Regions from separate parts of the Mus musculus genome. Here all the other regions are linked to region 1. A link is a contact called in ENCODE Hi-C data. All regions are on one chromosome and are shown on one strand. Each heading gives the region's core, a stretch centred on a gene start or an enhancer-like site at or near the end of the contact. The rest is flanking DNA. Distances are from core to core; before and after follow the strand shown.

The links. A loop is a pair of places that touch in the nucleus more often than their neighbours do.
Region 2: a map of T-helper 2 cell shows a loop between it and region 1 (13-fold over the local background). The contact joins two enhancer-like sites. A Hi-C loop is called at or near these places in 2 of 37 maps with a recorded cell type or tissue (T-helper 17 cell and T-helper 2 cell).
Region 3: a map of T-helper 1 cell shows a loop between it and region 1 (15-fold over the local background). The contact joins two enhancer-like sites. A Hi-C loop is called at or near these places in 2 of 37 maps with a recorded cell type or tissue (T-helper 1 cell and T-helper 2 cell).
Region 4: a map of regulatory T cell shows a loop between it and region 1 (27-fold over the local background). The contact joins two enhancer-like sites. A Hi-C loop is called at or near these places in 2 of 37 maps with a recorded cell type or tissue (T-helper 2 cell and regulatory T cell).
Region 5: a loop to region 1 is called in a map of T-helper 2 cell, with 14 times the contacts of the local background. The contact joins two enhancer-like sites. A Hi-C loop is called at or near these places in 2 of 37 maps with a recorded cell type or tissue (T-helper 1 cell and T-helper 2 cell).
Region 6: a loop to region 1 is called in a map of regulatory T cell, with 21 times the contacts of the local background. The contact joins two enhancer-like sites. A Hi-C loop is called at or near these places in 2 of 37 maps with a recorded cell type or tissue (T-helper 17 cell and regulatory T cell).
Region 7: a map of T-helper 2 cell shows a loop between it and region 1 (10-fold over the local background). The contact joins two enhancer-like sites. A Hi-C loop is called at or near these places in 3 of 37 maps with a recorded cell type or tissue (T-helper 17 cell and T-helper 2 cell).

What each region holds. Positions count from the first base shown.
Region 1 is chr12:98,667,241-98,670,088 of GRCm38, forward strand. It overlaps Spata7 (spermatogenesis associated 7), which reads left to right. Exons shown (of 11, transcript NM_001289572.1): 10 at 1,592-1,649; 11 at 1,862-2,579. The coding sequence ends at 2,431. Among named protein-coding and RNA genes, the nearest start is that of Spata7, 41 kb to the left of the region's middle. Within about 2 kb of position 1,402, at least 1 of the 3 ENCODE cell types and tissues checked has a DNase peak (open chromatin) inside an H3K27ac peak, as active enhancers do.
Region 2 is chr12:25,118,090-25,120,937 of GRCm38, forward strand. No RefSeq gene overlaps it. Among named protein-coding and RNA genes, the nearest start is that of Gm17746, 9.7 kb to the right of the region's middle. Within about 2 kb of position 1,375, at least 2 of the 3 ENCODE cell types and tissues checked have a DNase peak (open chromatin) inside an H3K27ac peak, as active enhancers do.
Region 3 is chr12:29,600,296-29,603,143 of GRCm38, forward strand. All of the region lies in intron 2 of Myt1l (myelin transcription factor 1-like), which reads left to right. Among named protein-coding and RNA genes, the nearest start is that of Gm20208, 71 kb to the left of the region's middle. Within about 2 kb of position 1,472, at least 1 of the 3 ENCODE cell types and tissues checked has a DNase peak (open chromatin) inside an H3K27ac peak, as active enhancers do.
Region 4 is chr12:29,787,070-29,789,917 of GRCm38, forward strand. The region is part of intron 8 of Myt1l (myelin transcription factor 1-like); the gene reads left to right. Among named protein-coding and RNA genes, the nearest start is that of C630031E19Rik, 100 kb to the left of the region's middle. Within about 2 kb of position 1,500, at least 1 of the 3 ENCODE cell types and tissues checked has a DNase peak (open chromatin) inside an H3K27ac peak, as active enhancers do.
Region 5 is chr12:29,918,667-29,921,514 of GRCm38, forward strand. Myt1l (myelin transcription factor 1-like) reads left to right here. Exons shown (of 25, transcript NM_001093775.1): 24 at 1,229-1,372; 25 at 1,675-2,848. The coding sequence ends at 1,815. Among named protein-coding and RNA genes, the nearest start is that of Gm46346, 4.8 kb to the left of the region's middle. Within about 2 kb of position 1,342, at least 1 of the 3 ENCODE cell types and tissues checked has a DNase peak (open chromatin) inside an H3K27ac peak, as active enhancers do.
Region 6 is chr12:30,166,602-30,169,449 of GRCm38, forward strand. No RefSeq gene overlaps it. Among named protein-coding and RNA genes, the nearest start is that of Gm32084, 22 kb to the left of the region's middle. Within about 2 kb of position 1,449, at least 1 of the 3 ENCODE cell types and tissues checked has a DNase peak (open chromatin) inside an H3K27ac peak, as active enhancers do.
Region 7 is chr12:33,161,319-33,164,166 of GRCm38, forward strand. All of the region lies in intron 2 of Atxn7l1 (ataxin 7-like 1), which reads left to right. Among named protein-coding and RNA genes, the nearest start is that of F730043M19Rik, 15 kb to the left of the region's middle. Within about 2 kb of position 1,448, at least 2 of the 3 ENCODE cell types and tissues checked have a DNase peak (open chromatin) inside an H3K27ac peak, as active enhancers do.

The DNA of each region.
Region 1 (2,848 bases), core at 152-2,651:
GTGGATTCATTTCTGGGTCTTCAGTTCTATTCCATTGATCTACCTGTCTGTCGCTGTACCAGTACCATGCAGTTTTTAATCACAGTTGCTCTATAGCACAGCTTGAGGTCAGGCATGGTGATTCCACCAGAGGTTCTTTTATTGTTGAGACAAAACTAGTAACTTTTAAGAACTGCATAAGGAGTTTTTAAGTTTCAAGGTGAAACAGTTTAGAGAGCCACTTCCCAGCAGCACCAATAGGTGGAACCCTACTGGACTACACATTTTACAGGGTTAAAATGGTAACTTTTATGTTTTTTAATACAACCCCAAAATTTGCATATCATTTACATGTTTCCTTAAATGTTTATATTTCCTCTTTAAGATTTAGCACTGGTTCATAAGACCAAACATAAAACCAGACTGAGAAAGAAACTAAATGGTGCAAGATGGAGTTCTTCACACTGAAAGGTGTTCAACCTTTCAGTTGATCTCATCTAGTTGATGAGAAAATGCGTGTGTTTGTGTGTTTGTGTGTGTGTGTGTGTGTGTGTGTGTGTATTTATACCAAAATAATGTGTGTATGTGTGTGTGTATTTATACCAAAATAATATGTATTATTTAATCCCAGCTTGAGGAAATATATAAGCATATAACAATGTCCGGGTGTGCAATTCCAGAATGTTAGCAGTAGCTGTAGAGTAGGATACAAGTTTCTGGATCTCTAAACATGATAGGACAACCCAGGCCTCCTGGGTTACTGCATGTGTTAACGAGTATGAATGATGGTGGCCAAGGAAATTAGTTGTTTCCAGGAGACTTGTGAATAGTAAGAGTGGTACTGGGCCTGCTGTAGAAAGAATGTATTCCCTGAAGCTGGTCACTTCTCTGAAGGGATCGTGACCTTTGCTTCTCAGGTAAATTTTCTGAAGGGGCTGTAACCTCAGGGGAGAGGAAACTCATCCTAGAGATGTAATCTCTCACCTTTACCATGGCTCTCACTGGTCTTCATACCCTGGCTTTAGCAGGAAGAGAGGGCCAGGCATGGTAGCACACGCCTTTAATCCCAGCAAGGAGGCAGATCTCTGAATGCCAGGGCTGCATAAGAGACCGTGGCTGGGGTGAGTGGAGGCAGACTATTGTATATGTTTAGCATAAAGCCCTGGCATCCACTTGGAGGCTGTTTTGTAGGCTTGGCGTCCATGGAGAGTATTCTTTAGGAGCAAGGTTAACAGCTCTGTGAGAGCATTTTCTGTAGGGTTGGTGAAGGGCGCAGGGAGCTTTTAGTGTCTGTGTGTCTAATGGGGAGAGAGATTTGCAGGCAGTTCTATCCTTCACCTAAAACAGTCACAGAAACATAAGTAGTACGTAATCCTTCTGATAGACTGGCGTCTGTTATCTAACGTAAAAACAAATGCGTAACAGAAGCCAGGCTGCCTGCCAGGTTAGAGCACGTGACAGAGCAGGAAGGATTTGTTTCTAGCTTCACAGGGAAAACCATTCATCTGAAAACTACTTTGCAGCCTTTGTCGGTTTTTATGTTATGTAACTATTTTACATTTAGTAGGTTATCTGAGTTTAAGATACTAATATTTTTCTTTATCATTTGTAGGTTTCTAGAGCGACTGTTTGAGCGACATATAAAGAAAAATAAACATCATTTGGAGGAGGTTGGTCTTTCTTTGGAATTTAATGTTTTTCTATTCTCTAAAAGAATATGTTTTATTTAAAATAGGCACTTTCTGCCTTGTGCTTTTTATGAGGGGAAAGGGGCAGGACTGGGAGAGTGTGATCATGAGACTAGCAGCGCTGCAGATAGAGTTCAGTTTTAATAGTGTAGCGAATGTAACGACCCTCAGAATTGCTTTCCCCCCAATTCTAGGGAAAGATGCGCTACCTGCTGCATGGGCTGAAGGTTGACTTAGGCTGCATATCTGAGGAAGACCCAGCAAAGCAAAAACATTTCAGAATGTTGAATCAACTTCATTTTCAAAAGGCTCTGATTTCAAGAGAAAATGAGTTTGTAAGTGATGAAGAAACAGTGAGTCACCACGAGCGCCAGCAGTACCAGGAGGCCCTGGACATGCTGTCGGCTGTGCCGAAGGACGAAAACAAGATGTTCTCTTTACCGGGCGAATTTTTAATACCCGCCCATAAAGTCAAGCATTCAGAGGGTGTTATAATTCAACAGGTCAATGACGAAACAGATAATGAAGCCTCACCCTGGAATGAAAACAATCCAAGTGTTTCTGATAGTGTAATAGACCAGGAAACCTCTGTGGATGTCATTGAAGGTGACAGTGACTTTGAAAGGGCTGAGACTTCCAGGGAACTCTGTTGTCTGAGCACATCACTGTCCCCATCTGGTCCATTCCCCAGCATCAATGGTGGCAGTAATCATGGTAAGGAATTATCGACTCTACGAATCATGGGAATGAGCATTGAAGACTGACCTCTGGATCTACATTAATAAACACTCCATGTGGCCAGTAACTCAATATTACTTTTCTTCTTTTTTTTTGTCCCCTTTTACATATTAAGATTTCTGTAATTTCAATGCTATGTAATAAATTACCACAATTTTAGTGTCTTGAAACACCACATATTTATTATTGCTCTCATATTGCTATGGTTCAAGAATTGAAACACAGAGTGATGGGGTCAAAAGCTACAGTCCAGGTGGTATTCAGGGCTGTGATGGCATCAGGAGGCTCGACTGGGGGAGAAACTGCTTCCATGCTACAGTTGCCAGCAGAATTCCTTTTCTTGCACCATAGATCTGCGAGTTTCATCTGGTCTTGGCTGGCTGGCGGACAGATGGCTACTTGCCATCTCCTGCCATGTGCATGCTCCCTAAGCAGGTCACAGC
Region 2 (2,848 bases), core at 125-2,624, about 74 Mb before region 1:
TGGCAAGCATAGGCCTGGAACTGAGGCTTCTGGGTCTCAGTTGCTGGTGTCAGGGGGCAGTTATAGTCACCGTGATTGAGTCTGATGGGGACTAGGAAGATGCCCCTGCTATGTGTTCCTTCCTCACAGTGGCCTTTGGAGGGTGGCACTGTTACCTGCCAGTTTGAGTACCAAGTGAGAGGTTCAAGTGCACAGAAAGGTCAAAGATATGCAGATGGGGCTATGACAAGTCACACCCTCTTGGTCTAATTGCTTGGCTAGGCATTAAGATCGGACCTTCAGACTAGGCCACATCCGAAGGGACTGGTGTACAGAACTGTGCCCCCTGCCCCTGCTAGGGGTGTTTCCCATAGGTGTTCAGTAGCTGATTTGGGGCAGGTAAATGATGACATCAGATTCACCATAGCCCCCTATTTGGGGAGCTCCCTAGAGCCTATGGATAGAATAGCTCACAGGCAGGGACTAAAGCGATGACTAGGGACCCTAGCATCACAGAATAGAGGAGATAAGAGGGAGGGTAGGCCAGGGTACCCTATTAGTTCTAACCTTTGTCTCAGGGGAGACCCTGGGGCTCGATGTGGACTTTAGGAAGATGGGCAGGTATGTTGTAGCCTGCCATTGCTGCTTTATGGCCCCGGACTGAGCTGGCTTTCTACTATACAGTAAAAACAATGATCCTTTGCCTTGTCCTTCTGTGATTTTTGTCTAAGTCCTTCATTGCAGCCCACTAGGCTATAATGGGTCCATTTCAGGGTCAGGAAAGGGAGACACCTTTCTTTCTGAGCCTCTCTCTTATGTTCTGTTTCAGCAGACACCTGTGAACTTAGAATGGATATCCCAGGGTTCCTGGCTTGCTTGGGTTAGTGGGGGACTCTGAAAACAAATCATCCAGATAACACAGAACATGGCAGGCAGGCAGACCAGGGTCCTGTCTCACCTCACAGAAATTCTTCCTCTCAAATTGCCTCCTTTTTTACTTTGTGGACTGCCAGAGACCTGCTGGACAGGCTAGCTCAGTTTTGCAGAGCTTTGCAGTATTTAGTAATGAGTGGAAAGCCATGTTGATGATTAGTGGCCCTTCAGAGATCTTTCTTCAACTCTGATAAGAAGTTTGTGACTTCTTCGCTAAGATTGAAGAAACTTTATTAAAAATGTCCGTACCCCACAAAGGTGCTGTGACTTCAGTCAGGAAGGCTGGGGACAAGACATGTGGCTGCCCTGCCGCTGGCACTGGCTGGCACCGGCCCAGTGTGAGCTCAGCCTGTCCCTTTAATTAAATCCCTGGAGTACTCAAGTCACCTCCTCCCTTTCCTTAGAAATCTTCAATAATACCACTAACGACTACAACCATCTGCACGCGCCTTCCTCTCGGAGCCCCGGGTTACTCAGGCCAGCACGGTCCAGCTTCCCTCAAGCCTGACCTCCTTCACAATCGCGGCCTCCAGCCCAGCGCCGCAGCTTCCTGCAGGATGCACAGGCATCCGCTCCTTCCAGGTTGGCACTCAGTGGCCTGGGCTTTGGGCTGGGCCTGAAGTAAGAGAGGAAACGGGCTTCTCTGAGAGGGATTCCACTCGAGGGATCTTCCAGCTCCTCAGCTCAAGGGTTCAGCTGAGAAGTTTTCATTTTGCAAGAGGTGAAGGGGACAGGTCTGTGGAGATCAAGATAGGAACGAGGGAGCTTTGGGTACTGGGCCGTGGATACTGTCTTTCTTTCATTACTCTCAGAAATAAAACCACATTCAAGGCCTTGGTTCTCCAGCTCAGAGCCACTTGTAATTGCCAGTACCAGCATAGAAAGGACAGATTCCATTGGAGAGATTCCTTTGCTTTTTAAAAAATTAATTAATTCATCTTTAATTAGCTATTTTCTTTATTTACATTTCAAATGTTATCCCCTTTCCTAGTTTCTCCTCCAAAAATCCCCTATCTTCTCCCCTCTCCCTACTCCCCAACCCACCCACTCCCGCTTCCTGGCCCAGGCATTTCCCTATACTGGGCCATAGAACCTTCACAGGACCAAGGGCCTCTCCCATTGTTGACCGACTAGGCCATCCTCAGCTACATATGCAGCTAGAGAGCCATGAGTCTCTCCGAGTGTTTTCTTTGATTGGTGGTTTAGTCCCAGGGAGCTCTATGGGTACTGGTTAGTTCTTATTGCTGTTCCTCCTAGGGGGCTGCAAACCCCTTCAGCTCCTTGCGTACTTTCTCTAGCTCCTTCTTTGGGGACCCTGTGCTATGGATGGCTGTGAGTATCCACTTCTGTATTAGTCAGGCACTGACAGAGCCTCTCAGGAGACAGCTATATCAGGCTCCTGTCAGCAAGCTCTTGTTGGCATCTGTAATAGTGTCTGGATTTGGTGTTTTTTTTTATGGGATGAATCCCCAGGTGGGACAGTTTCTGGATGGTCATTCCTTCAGTCTCTGCTCCAAACTTTGTCTCTGTAACTCCCTCCATGGGTATTTTGTTTCCCCTTCTAAGAAGGATCGAAGTATCCACACTTTGGTCTTCCTTCTTCTTGAGTTTGAGTTTTTCAAATTGTATCTTGGGTATTCTGAACTTCTGGGCTAATATCCACTTACCAGTGAGTGCATATCATGTGTGTTCTTTTGTGATTGAGTTACCTCACTTAGGATGATATCCTCCAGATCCATACATTTGTCTAAGAATTCCATGAATTCATTGTTTTTAATAGCTGAGTAGTACTCCATTATGTAAGTGTGTGCTCTTAATGGCCCAGCCAGCTCTTGGAGTGGCTTTGTTGGCCGTTCCGGGTCTCACTGCCTCTCACTTTCTGTCTCCTCCTTCAAGGACCTATTCAAGTGTGCCCTTCATTGTTAAGCCTTTCAGA
Region 3 (2,848 bases), core at 222-2,721, about 69 Mb before region 1:
AGCTTCTCTGGAGGAAGTCAGTCACTTCCTGTTTGCTCTCTGGGCTTCCTGTCTGCAGACACAATGTGATCAGCCACCTCACCCTTCTGTCATCATGCCTTCCTCACAGTGAGGAACTACATCGTTTCAAAAGGGAAAGCAAAAGAAAGGCTTCCTCCCTTAAGTTGTTTCTCTGCAGGTATTTGGTCATAGCCATATTAAACATAGCTAATAAAACTCCCTCTCCAAAATGGTTTAAATTTATTTCTCAAGACAGTGAGGGTTGTTGCTTTCTTGGCTTGGAATCATAGAAGCCCTAAGGACCCAGCTAGCCCAATCTACAACCCTGCTACATCCACTGCTTCCTGAAAAGGACCACACTGAAACAGTAGAACTACTGGCAAGGCAGAGTCTTGAGGAACGTGTACAGGGAGGGGGTAACACATATTTCCCCACCAACCTCTTCAGCATTGTTTCATCTGAAATATCTTCCCTAGCATAATGACCAGCCCAGACACATGTGGTGAACCTAAATATGATCTCTCAAACATTTCAATGTCTGCCCCACTATAAACACATTGCCTGAGATACTTGTGTGAATCTTGGGATTCAGGCCACGGGGCTCTGCCTTTTAGTGTGTGGGTCTGCAGACCCTCAGCGGGGCCTCTTGCTTTTATTTCTTCAGAGCAGGAAAGCCAAGACAACTGTGAAATTACAAACCCATCCAACACTATTATTTTTAATTGAAATGGCCTAGGAAAGTGCCACACATGTGAGTTATGTTCTCTTTACTTTCTACACACACAATTCCCATTTGCTGGAAAGAGAAAGACAAGTGTGCATTAAGGAGACAGATATGTCCCTGCATGTCACAATTGCAGCTTTTGACCTGATATATATGGGCAAGTTGCCATTTAGAACTTACAGAAGAGATTTTCATAGCAAATTGAGTTCACATCTCATCACATAAAAGAAGCACCGGTTTAGGCAGGATCTTCATGCTTGTCTGTGAGTTTATCTTCTCTGCCCCTCCAGCTCTGACATGGCCTCGTGCAAAGGAAACATGCACGCAAAAACCTCTGCACAATGAGAATATTTCTCAGCAGTGACTGTCACTCCTCTTGTCCCAAATCCTATTCTTTCCTTTCAAACACTGCAGTTTTATGTATGTGAATGGGCACTTTGCCTGCATGCATATCTGAAGAAGCGGGGGAGAAGGCATTAGATCTCCTGGAACTGGAGTTGCAGGCATTTGTGGTCATGTGAGTTGCAGGAATCAAATCCAAGTCCTTTGCGAAAACAGTCAGTGCTCTCAGGAGACCACTGAACGATCTCTTCAGACCCCCAATACTATTTGATTGGGCAAAATGCTGTTGTATTGGTGCCACAAATGACTGTGAGTTCTAGGTCCTCTTTGCAGCCCACTGTGGGCTTCTATTCCACAGAGTGTGACTAAGAATGATCTGTTCTAGTCTGTGTTCATGTCTCTTCTGCACACCTGCTGTGGCTGGTCCTGCTTTCTTCTTAAGCACCCTCCTCCCACACCCCCTCACAAGGCAAGTTGGATTCTGCTTGTTCATTTATGCCTACCTGAGACAACCACTTTTCTCTTTATACATCATGGCTATATCAGTATATCCAGGCTCTGAAGTCATCCCCCGCTCACTCCAGGGCCATGGGTCATAGACCACCTTCAGAAGCCACAACAAACAACTCAGAGATGCAAGGAAGGACCATAAAGCTGTTGAGGCCCACCAGTATTTCCTCCATTGCATGGCAGATAAGAGGGCCCCATCTCCTGTAGTTCCAGTGGCACTGACCTCTGTGAGGGAGCTACCACTGTCTTGGGTCCCCTTTCTGTCCCCATCTTGTTTGGCTTTTAGGAGTGGATGTTAGCAAGCAGCTGTTCCTATACTCCACATCACCTTACCCAGCTGTTTTTCCTTGGCTTTGATTTCCCCAATTTTATCAGTGTATATTCATCATACACATTAATGCATTATACTGTGGCATTTTTCCTTCAAATAGATCAAACACTTTGACTGTATTCATTCTCCATTTTCTTCTATCCCATTTAATGCCAGGCCCTTTTCTACTCTTTCATAGACTGCATTCTGTTTCCTTGGTGCACGCATGTACACATACAATCATGTGCATGTATACACACAGGTTCAATATAAGACAATATAGTACTTCTCTGAGTGGTTTGTTTGTTTGATTGTTTGTATGTTTAGTGCGGGAGTGTCTTAATATAACAAATGAGCTTAGGTTCCATCCAGGAGTAAATAGCATGATGTCCATTTTTTTGCTGAATTAAAATCCACTGTGTATATACTGTGCTCAGTTTAGCCACCAACCTGTTGATAGACACTAGGCTGGTAACATGGATTAGTTGACAGGAATAGTGACACCGATGGCAAGTGTGTCACCATGTTTGTGCTGTGCTGACTCAAAATCCTTTGGGGGTACAGATAGACCACAGAGTGCTTTTTCCACTGTGGATGCATGAGACAACCCTCCCACCATCAGTGTGAAGGTTTCCTCCCAATTCCCCCTTCCCCCCATTCTCTCCCCCTCACCTCACCCCCAACCCGCGCCAGTTCTCACCAACATGTGTTGTTGTTTAGCAACTGGTAGCCATCTGACTGCAGTAAGAGGCAATTCAGTTATTGTTTTGATTCACACTTCCCTAATGTCTAAGTTGGAAGCTTTTTCGATTCTTTAACTTTGTTTTTGCATGTTTGGTCATTTATATTTTAGTCTTCTAAGAAGTAGGCAAGGGCTTTCTGGAGAGAACTCCACCAGCTCAGGAAATATCTCGAGAACTAACAATTAGGGTTGCAGCTAGTAAGTAAACTTCTGCACGATT
Region 4 (2,848 bases), core at 250-2,749, about 69 Mb before region 1:
TTCCTAAGAAAGTCAGTAGTTTCTCACCCATTTAGTTTGCTGTCTCTGTGTTTTTTAAGCACATTAGGGTGAGGCTTTCTTCACTGGTCAGTCTCCTTGTGGGTGCTATGTCTGTCAAAGCAGATGGGAAGGATGGGTATTCTGGGGTGATGGAGACAAGAGTGTGGACTTCAGAGAAATGGGTAGTGGAGAAGAACCAACTGCTAGGTAAAACCTGGGAAAGGAGACAGTAAGTTGTGAAAGCAGTCCACAGTTTAATATTTAGAATTAAATATTATGGTCAGAGTAAGGATTATAATATGCATTTAGGGATGTTTTACATCGATTCCTATATTGTGTTAACAAAAAGATAAACTGCTGGTAGGTATTTGTTTCTGTTGTAACTCATAGCAACCCATGATCTCTGGTAGACCTGTGTCCAACTACACAATTAAGAAGTAAATTGAAAGCTAAGCTAGTACAACATATAAAGTAAATAGAAGCATAGTTTGTCAGACATGCAGGCTGTGCCATGGTCCATACAGTACTAAACTCAAGATGAGTCTCCTGGCAGCCAGGACAAAATGAAAAAGATGAATGAAAGACTCCCAGGTGTCTAACAGAAGCATTGCATTGGTTCCTCTGAGCGACATCCTCTTGGCACTGAACACCAGTGATATCTGAGCATTGGATTGCTGACAACAGGGATCCAAGCCCAGCTGCCATTTTAATGCCCCTGTCAGGTAATTTGGGCTTGGCTTCTCAGAACACTCACATAGAACATACAATGGCCTTCACAACTGTCACTAGACTGTTCACCCAAGTCTTCCCTTTGTCCTGTATGTGTTTTCATGTCACTAGTTGTGAATATGACAAAGTCATGTGTGCAAGGATGGGACCTAACACAGTATGCTTTGAGGGTTGGAAGCAGTTCTTATATCCTGAACCTCTGGCCTATTCTACACACAGTGAAGATGGCCTCCCTTTGTCACCTACACTGTCTCACTGTGTGTAGCTCTCTGTGTGCAGCTACCCTGCTTCTGTAAGACTATAAGACTCATCCTACTTTGTGCCAAGAGAAAGCCAAAGACACTTGAGAATCCCAAATGTATGGTGCAATTGGAGTTTCACTTTTTAGACATGTACAGAAAACCTCAGTCATTCTGAGTTCCTGAAGTCTTAGGTCCCAGAGCCTGGGTACCACTGCACTTTCTACCCAATGTGCCCAAGCTGGCTTGTAGGACCTGCAGGCATTTAAAGTGACAAAGACTAGGTCTTCCTTGCATGCCAGAGTATGGGAAATGGGACATTTGTAATTCACCAGTGTGACGTTCAGCAAGTTGCTCTGTGGCTTCCTCCTGACCTCACCAAGCAGGTGAGGGCCCAAGGTTTAGCATCTCAGCAAGTGGCTCTTTGTTAGCAACTCTGCAAGTGTAGATGGCCCTTCATAGGCTTCAGAAGACCCTAGCATTGCACAGGCACAGGGTGGAACCTGTCTCTGGACATTTCAGGTGTCCTTCCGAAAGCTGAAAGCTGGTTCTTTCTGGCTGGATGGCAAACAAGTGAAAGAAACAATTGCCAGCCTTGACGGTGTGGGTGTGGCCCAAATGCCTCATCAGCAAACGCCATCATTCATCTGGAGTGTTTATGAACCATCCCTGAGACATGAGCTATGAAGCCAAATGTCCAAAAGTTCCCACAGAAATCTATTTTCATCCTTAAAAATCCCTGCTACTTTATTTTTATTAACATTGTTTTAATTTTCCCAACAAAATTTTGAAATAATATTTAATACAGGTTGGTTTAAATACTATGTAAGAACTGGAATTTAACTTTATTCACAAAAACGTTATGTGTATATTCTTGAAATGAATTAGATTTGCTTGTGCATAACTGATTTCTATAAAAGCTTCCCACATCCCCAGGGGTGGAGAATAAGGGGCTCACGGCCTGGACATATTTGCTACCTGTGTGTTTCATGAGCCTTCTGGACTGATTTGAGAGTTAACCAATTTCATTTACACTGAACTCTTTACTGAGATATTGTTTACATGAGTCATTAGTGAAGCATGGGTTCTTGCTTAACTAATACGTTAAGCATAACTTAGGCTTGCCGTCTCTGAGCACTTCACAAGCACCCTGAAGTTAGGGGATGAGAACAGCTATATCTCAGCCCTCACCAATTTAGCAAACACTGAGCTAAATCTTTCAGTTCCCATTTTTAAATTTACAAGCTTCAAATGGTAGCTTTTCTTTTTTTTTATTAGGAAATTACTGGATCCTCGCTAGCTTGTTGTGCGTACTCCTTGTTCAAATTCTCTTCCATTTCATGCACCTTTCCACCCACCAGCGTGATTGCCAGGGCAGCCGGTGGGTGAATAATTGCCTGTCTACACAGGAGCTTGCTTGGGAGCTAAAGTGGAGGGCTGGCTTCCTGATGTATGCACGCCTCATTTGGATTCTGCCAACAGCCTCGGGGTGATATTATTCATGCCTTGACAGAGAGCACTCACTAAAAGCTTTGGAACCCAGCCAGGTACTGGCTGAGAGATAGGGGAGCAGTGCAGCTTGCAACTGAGAGGAGCATCCATAATCCAAAAAAAAGGGGGGGGGGGAAGAAAGAAAAGGGAGAAGGAACAGAGAGAGCCCCTATGCCATCCTCTTTGCTTTCCCTGGCTTCATGTAGATAGAAATTTCATTTGCATTGAAATAAAACACCCTAAAAATAATTGCATTTTTTCCCAACCACGCTTGAAAGTTTAACACAATTTTCCACGTTTAATTGCAAAGCTGATTTTAATTAGTAAGGCCCCGCATGTGAAAAATGAAGATCCACTTGGGTGCATGGATACATTGCAGCGTCTGCCGG
Region 5 (2,848 bases), core at 92-2,591, about 69 Mb before region 1:
GAAATTATCTGAAATAGCCCTATGAATGCTGGAAACCACTATTCATTTAAGAGGAAAAGAGTAAAGAGGAGAGATGGGGGCTGGCACGGGCTTCTGAAACCTCAAAGCTTATCTCCCCCACTCCCCCAGTGATATAGCTCCTCCAAGACCACACCTCCTCCAACAAGACCACACCTCCTAATCCTTCTCAAGCAGTGCCACTCTCGGGTGACTTCAAATATGGGAGCCTGTGGGGCCATTCTTACTCAAACCACCACGGGTGGAAACATTAATTTGACAGAAAAAATGCTAGAGGGTTGACCAGGATGTACAGGGGAGGAAACCATATGGCATCAAGAGATCCCCCAGTAGGACGAAAAGAATCATGTTCATTCAGTGGAGAAGTCCCACTAACACTGCTGCCCTGCTCAGTGTCTCTTCATAGGCCCTGCCTGTAGATGAGAGGTGAGAGCCTGGAACTTAAACCAAGTGCAGGTAAAGGATAACAAGCAAAGGAGTCAAGTAGAGAGTCAGGGGAACACTCAGGAGACAGGAGCTCAGTGTATGGGGCACACGCAAGTCTCCAGCTCTCCCAGACTTCTTAGAACAGTGTGTCTTACCCTGTGGGTCGAGACCCTTTTGGAGATCAAATGAGCCTTTCACAGGGTTGCCTAAGGCCATCAGGAAACAAAGATATTTGCATGATGATTCATAACAGTACTAAAATTACAGCTGTGAAGTAGCCACAGGGATAACTTGATTGGGATCACCACACGTGAGGAACTGTATTATAGGTTACAGTGTTAGGGAAGGTGAGAACCACCATCTTAGGAAAAGGAAGCTGAACCAAGAGACCAGTCAGAGCTCTACCTGCATACATTTACTACTCACCTGCAGGGACCCAGAGCGCCTGTCACGGCAGACTGTAACACCACAAAGAGAAATTAACATCATCAATGTTAAAGAACTAACATTATTCCCCACAGGACACAGGGGCAGATGGGGCAAATGAGAGCATCCAGACCCGAGAGCCTTCAATGACGAGAGAGCAAGCAGTCAGTCAGAATACCTCCATGGTCGCTGTAGCTAGTACCATGTGTTCAAATATAAAGAATCAAAGACACAAATTCAGGTCCCCAAGGTGCAGCCTCTGCTTGAGCAGAAAGCTTCTGTCCTTGTCCCCTCAGCCGGTGTGCACGCTCCCAACAGCCAACCTCATGTTACATGTCACCCATATGTGTGATTTCAGATCACCACAATGGAGAGCAACCTGAAGACGATTGAGGAGGAGAACAAAGTCATTGAACAGCAGAATGAGTCGCTCTTGCACGAGTTGGCCAACCTGAGCCAGTCCCTGATCCACAGCCTCGCCAACATCCAGCTGCCTCACATGGTAAGTCACTAGGCGTAGGTGAGCGCCTCGGAGCCTCCGCAGTCCACCTCACTGAGTAGATGTCTGTGTCATTGTCTGTGGTCCTTCAGCTTTTGGTTGTTTTTGGTCACCACCCTGAAACCATACCGTTAACCACTAGAAACATTGGTGGGGCTGATCGCATAACGTTAAGTGTGCTCTGAGTAGGCCTGTTAAGTATTATGGAAACAGTGGCTCTATGCTATGATACTGTTTTATGCTTTTGTGAATATACTATTCAGAAAATGAAAGTTGTATATGAACTACTATTTAATATCTCGTAGGATCCAATCAATGAACAAAATTTTGATGCTTACGTGACTACTTTGACGGAAATGTATACAAATCAAGATCGTTATCAGAGTCCAGAAAATAAAGCCCTACTGGAAAATATAAAGCAGGCTGTGAGAGGAATTCAGGTCTGAACAGCTGCTCTAGTGGTGACTCATGCTTAAAAAGGATGCCTCTTGTTTCTTGCTGCTGTAACTTACCAGAAAGTGTTATATATTTATTTCTGTCGGAACAGTGTTATGCTACAAGACTTCATAATGGTTTTGTGTGCTCTCGAGAGAGTACCTGCAGACTAGTTTTGGATACATTCACATTTTGTACGTTTTCATATAAGCTGACATAGTGTGATTTGCCATGTAATGTTTATAGCTGCTGCTGTCTGCACATTTGGGGGTCTCTATATTTCTGAAGAGGTAAGCTGATGAAAATAAATAGAGTGTAAATTCTTTTTAATGCTTTAGTGATTAAATGTTTTAGTATTTTGAACTGAAATGGACAAAAAAAGAAAAAGGAAAAAAAAAGCAGGTTTGAACGATCACTTTGTGGCCTCCTGGCCACTTTTAGACATTATCATTTTGCCTCAGGTTGGAGGACTTTGTGGAATTTAAGAAATACATTTTGTGTGCATATTGTTTCATAGCAAGAATTGGTTGCAAAAAAATGCTTTATTTTTGAACAATGCTTGGAAATATTATGTGACTTTTTTGTTTGTTTGTTTTAGGAGGATGGTGTATGGTGGGGGCAATAAATGAGGTTTTTTGCATTCCAAGGAAATGGCATATGGATTAACTATAAGAAATGAAATAAGTAATTTATTGTAAGACAACATCAAGCCATGGAAACTTGGCAGAAGATTCAAAGCAGCTTAAACAGCACTTTTAATTAACTCCTAAACATTACATGGTGGGACTGTGGAGACTCCGTTAAGACAGGAGCTTGTCAGAGGTGGACAACACGAAGATTTCCTTTGCATTTTCAGTAACCTTTGGAGCACACTTCTCTTATTTCTCCTAGAGCCCCGTGCCCCTCTGAAGTGTTACCACAATCTAGCTTACCTAGCAGCCGTTGATTGTTTTTTTTCCATCTGAGCAAACAGGTAATTTAAGCATTTATCTCCCCTTTCACTTTCAAAAAGAATCATCATTGATTATTCTTGTTTCACATCTG
Region 6 (2,848 bases), core at 199-2,698, about 69 Mb before region 1:
CACATGTTCCTAAAAAGAAATCAACATCTACTGTGTGATCACTGTGTCTATAAAATATACAAACAATTGAGGTAGACCCTTTTTCATTTCTTAAGGCAGGGAGGGCTTCACTAAATGGCCAAGGCTGCCTTCAAATTTGTGCTCTTCCTGCTTCAGCATTCTGAGTCCTGGAATTAGGCATCACCATGCCTGGTTTCAAAATTTAAGAAACCAGGAGAAAATATTTTTCCAAGTTTAATAGAACAATGAATATCCAACAAAGTCAAAGTCTTCTTATGGACAAAATCATAGCCTGTTTAATATAAATTATGTTTAAGGTTCAATATTGTTGGACAGCACAATATTAGCAGAATGACACACATACCAACAAAGAGTCCTCAGCAGATGGACATTGTCATGGATGCTCCAGGGAAGGCATCACATAGTGGCTGAAATCAGCAGCAGGGGAAGGTGATAGCTAGAGTTTTCTACAACTTGGGATACTTGGACTGGAAAGTAGACACACATGTGTGGAAAGGACAGATGGCTGCAGGAGGAGGGTGAGCTATGAGATGGCGTGAGGATGCAGGGTGCCTAAGACCTTGAGTCTCCATCTCCTGCTAACCCCTGTAGCTTTCATTAACATCCCAGCAAGAGGCTTTTGAAGTCGGTGTATGCATACCTCTCCAGATCATTGCTCTCCTTTGTCATCCTCTCTTTTGCTGGGTACACCCTCTCTGTGGTGTCTAATACAGCTCTTTGAGGTGTCCTGGCCACTGGCATGATTTTCTCCTCATCAAATACCTATCCTCCCTGCAGACCATAGTGAACCATAGGTGGGGTCAGATGTTATCATCTCTGAATCTCCTCAGTAGTATGCATAAAGCTGCCCTGGAAACCCTTTGTAAATGGAAGATGAAGCCCACATTTGGAAGTCAAGGTTAGCACATACGCCAGTAGATATTCAGGTACATAGTGTTAGGCAGATCTTCCTGGTCCCACTGTGATGTGGAGGCATCTGGGAGATTCAAAGGTGAAGGGATGCAGCTGGAATCTAGGGAAGAGATTCACAGAGACAGACAATAGGAGCAGATCTGACCCAGGGCTGCAGTTGACTGATATTTTATGGTCCCTTCACACTAAACACTGAATAATTTAAAACAGCAGAGATAGCCACATGAGTTCTGTGTGTCCTAAGTTTTAAGTCAATGGGGGTTCAGAGGAATTCATTATTCTCTTAGTGACTGTGGTTAAACAAGCCACCAGTCTCTGGATCTACAGCTCCATACCTATGCTGCCTTCTAGACACACTGATGTGGGACGTGAAGCCTTTGGTGGCTGTTTTAGTTTTCTCCCCTTTTGCTGTGATAAAATAGCCTGACAATAGCATCTTATGGAAGGAAGGGTTTATTTTTGTCCATTGTTCACAGTTCATCATGGTAGGGAAGGCTAGGGAGTAGGAGCCTGAAGTAGCTTGATAGCTAGCTACCGGGAGGTGGAGCAGCTTCTTTGACACACATACCTACTGACATGATGCTATGCTCCAATGCATATTCAAAGCAGTCCCAGATTGTATCCTGTGAAACTGTGAACCAAAGTAATAGTCTGACTCTGGGATGCTTACATTTAGCATTTTGGTTATAGCTGGGCAAAAGCCACTACCCTTCCCTTCCTGTACTGGAATTCTGGTAGGACATATACATCTTCCCCAAACCAAAGCCTGTTTCTGTGTGCAGCCGCCTCCTTGTTGACTCTAAAGTTGGAGCTGAAGAACTGCCACATATCTACCTAACAGGGAAGCGTCTTCCCTCTCCACTGTATATGCCAAGCCTCAAATTTGCTCCAGATCCCAGTTTTAAATGAACAATTTATTGCAAGAGAAACATTTTTTTCTTGGTGGTAAATATATGTTGTTTAAGTTTTCTAGCTGCTACTCTGGTGGAAATGTAAGAGGTAGGAACCAATAAAATATCCATCCTTCACTCAGCCAAAATCCTGTGGAATTTATTTTGCCACTTCCAAATATAAAATATATTTTTTTGAAGTCAAGTGTTCACTAAAGCTGTCTCCACTGCCTCCCCGTGCTCTGTTCTTTTCATACTGCTGTCATACTGCCAAGGCTGTTGGGGGATTTATTTTTAAATTTAGAGATATGAATTTGGCTTTACACTCACTTTCAGAACCAGTTAAGTTTCTTCAGTTTTTAGAATGATGCTGTTCTGTCAAGGGATGCGGTTTTCCTGTTAGATGTTTGTACTGTTGGATTAGTCAGGGTTCTCTGGAGGGACAGAAATAATAGAACGAGTGCATATTACAAATGGGATTTATTAGCTTGACTTACACAAGGGCGGGGTAGGTCAACAATGACAACCTGCATGCTGGAGAAGCTGAGAACCCAGGAGCTACTCAGTCCAGACTCTCATGATCTTTCTGCCTCAACAGTCCTAATCTGGTCCTGGAGGACTGGAAGATTCTAGAGAGCTGCTGGTCTTCAGTCCATGGTGGAGTGCTGAGGAAGATGGGTCTTGATGATAGCAAATTCTGGCAGCAACAGTGCAGAACTGATTCCCCAGAGTTCCCTGTCAGGATTAAGGGTTCAAATAGGTTTCATTTGGCTTGTCCTTTTCTGTGTTTCTGGTCTTTGTTGACTGGAGACAAATGTTTCCTCCATGATCCAGTCAGAAGTACCTGGACTTAGCTGCAGACAGATTGGAAGTACTCTGGGAAATGGGGCCTATTGTCCTTCTTCAAGGTTATCTGCCCCTCTAGTCCTGAATATAACCAGTGGCAGATGTAACAGAGAGTAGAGGGGCAGTGTGAGCGCAAGGTGTGGCAGATGGACACACCAAGTTTCCATAAAATCAACCTT
Region 7 (2,848 bases), core at 198-2,697, about 66 Mb before region 1:
CCCTCTCCTCCCCTCCCCTCTCTCTTATTTATATATATATATATATATACACACACACATGCACACACTTAAAGAGTTTTACAATTACCCGACTGCTACCAGTGTTATTATAAGGAACCTATTCTAAAATATTGCTAATTACAAATTTTACTGATAAAATGATGCAGAGTATACAATTTATGAATAATAAAATATCTTAAAGTTTTATCCCATCCAGTGGTTTGTTTCTGAATTCTCATCCCTGCATGTCAAGCTCTCAGTGTAGAATCCAAGCTGAGGTTAGTTACTGTCCTCTTAACAAGTGCACAGTACACGTACAGTGTGAACAACTTGGACAGTAGTCAGCAACACAGCCCACTGGCACTATCTTACCTGAAACCTGTTTTTATACATGGAAGTTATCGTACATCTTTGGATATAGGTAGTTGTTGGGCTGCTTGCTTAGCATGCAGAGATCCCTAGGTTAAGTCGCCAGCAAAGAATAAAAAAACCAGGCATGGTGGCACATACCTGAAATTCTAGCACTTGGGAGGCAGAGAGGCAGAGAGGCAGAGGCAGAGGAGGATCATAAGTTCAAGGCTAGCCTGGGCTACGTATTAAGTTTGAGGCCAGCCTGGGCAGCTATATGAGGCTGTGTCAAGAAGGGGAGGGGTTACTGCAGTAGAGCCCTGCTTGTTCATTTAGGTATCGTCTGGGATTGCTTTCTTGCTGCTATGGCTGAGTGAGGTAGAAAAGACAAGAATCTTATGGCCCCAAAGCTTAAAAAATATAAATAACACTCCCTGTTTCTAGAAAGTTACTAATCCCTGCCCAACACATTTGTAGCAGTGCAGTACACCCAGATAATTAAGTTATACATTGTGATTTTTTAAATATATCAAATTGTAAGCTTATATCATATAACCTTTAATTACTTAATGTAGCACTGCAGTGCACAGAGATTCTAAGCCAAAACAAATGAAGCCGTCACTATTAGGCAGCTGACAGTACCAGATTGGAGGGGCAGCCACAATAAAAAAGATTTTCATTACTTCAAATTGTGGTCTCATTGTCCATAGAAATCAGAAGAAAGCAATTTTGAGGTTAGTTTTCATATGATTCTTTTTCCCTCTTAGGGTCTGGGGTTTGTTTTGTTTTTCTTTTTTCTTTTTCAAAGGAGTTTCCCCCAGAACTAATTTAAAAGCTCAATACAGCAGGCTTTTCTTACCAAATTTTGTGAGCATCTGTCTCGAGCCTGTTTAGCCCCTGACAGACGCCCAGCCTCTCTCAGAATTCCCACAGATGTTCTGCATCCAGAGAAAGGCCCACTTCCCGGTGCTGGCCCAGAGCTGGAGAAGAGGTGGGCCCACCAGTTGCGTTTCGCTGGGGTTTTCCTTGCCGCCATTTCCTGCCGGTTGCCTCTGAATGGATTACAGATGGTCAGAAAAAGACTTCTTGGCACGGGAAGAGAGGACCAGTCTCCAGTGCTTTGTGGGAGAGGATTTATAACAGGATGGCAGTTTATGCCCACTGAGAATGGGCCTGGCTGCCGCAGGCCTGTGGGAGAATCTGGCTGCCTGTGGGCAGTGGGCCGCAGGAGGACAGCCATGGTGATCCGTCAGTGTCGCTCTAACTCAGTGTACCCAGGCTTCTTCAGCTCGGAAGAAGATAAGCCTGCGGACGGCATCCTGAGGGAAGGTTTTGGTGTAGACAGTCCGCTGTTTTTTTCTTTGTTTGTTTTTCCCAAGGAGAGGTGCAGATAGTGTTGCAATTTTTCCTTGTCTTACTTTCTCCTTCCTTTGCCACAGTGTAATCGAATGCACTTACCTCCTAAACTTAAAGACATACGCAGCAAAACATCCAGTTAATATTTTCACCATTTTAAAGCATATGGTTCAGCGACACCAAATGCGTATACAGAGTTGTATGATCCTCATCTCCATCCATCCAATTCGAGAACTCTGCACAGTCCGAAACAGAAACTCTGTCCATTAACTAACAACACCCCCTGCCTCCCTCCTCCCAGAACTGATTTTTGTGTCTGAGTTGGCTTGTTCCAGGCCCCTCGTAGAAAGAGAATCAGTCATTTGGCATGTATTCTCATGACAAGCTTGTTTCACCGAGGTTGAGGAGAATGTTGGAACTTTCTTCCTTTTTATTTTTTTATAAGATTTATTTATTATTGTACATAAGTACACTGTCTTCAGACGCACCAGAAGAGGGTGTCAGATCACATTACGGGTGTTGTGAGCCACCATGTGGTTGCTGGGATTTGAACTCAGGACCTTCAGAAGAGCAGTCAGTGCTCTTACCCTATGAGCCATCTTGCCAGCTTCCCCCTTTTATTTTTTTTAATAACGTATTTTTACTTTATGTGCATGCGAATTGGTGTTTGAAGGTGTCAGATTCCCTGGATCTGGGGTTGCAGACAGTATGAGCTGCCATGTGGTTGCTGGGAATTGAACTCAGGACCTCTGGAAGAGCAGCCAGTGCTCTTAACACTGAGCTATCTCTTGAGCCCACTTTCTTCCTTCTATTGTGGATGCCAACAAGTGCTTGCTGACAGGAGCCTGACATAGCTGTCTCCTGAGAGGCTCCAACAGTGCTTGACAAATTCAGAGGTGGATGCTCTCAGCCAGTCATTGGACTGGACATAGGATCCCCAATGAAGGAGCTAGAGAAAGGACCCAAGGAGTTGAAGTGGTTTACAGCCCCATAGGAGGAACAACAATATGAACTAATCAGTACCCCCAAAGCTCCCAGGGTCTAAACCACCAACCAGAGTACACGTGGAGGGATCCATGGCTCCAGCTGCATATGTAGCAGAGGATGGCCTTGTTGGACATCAATGGGAGGGGAGGCTCTTGGT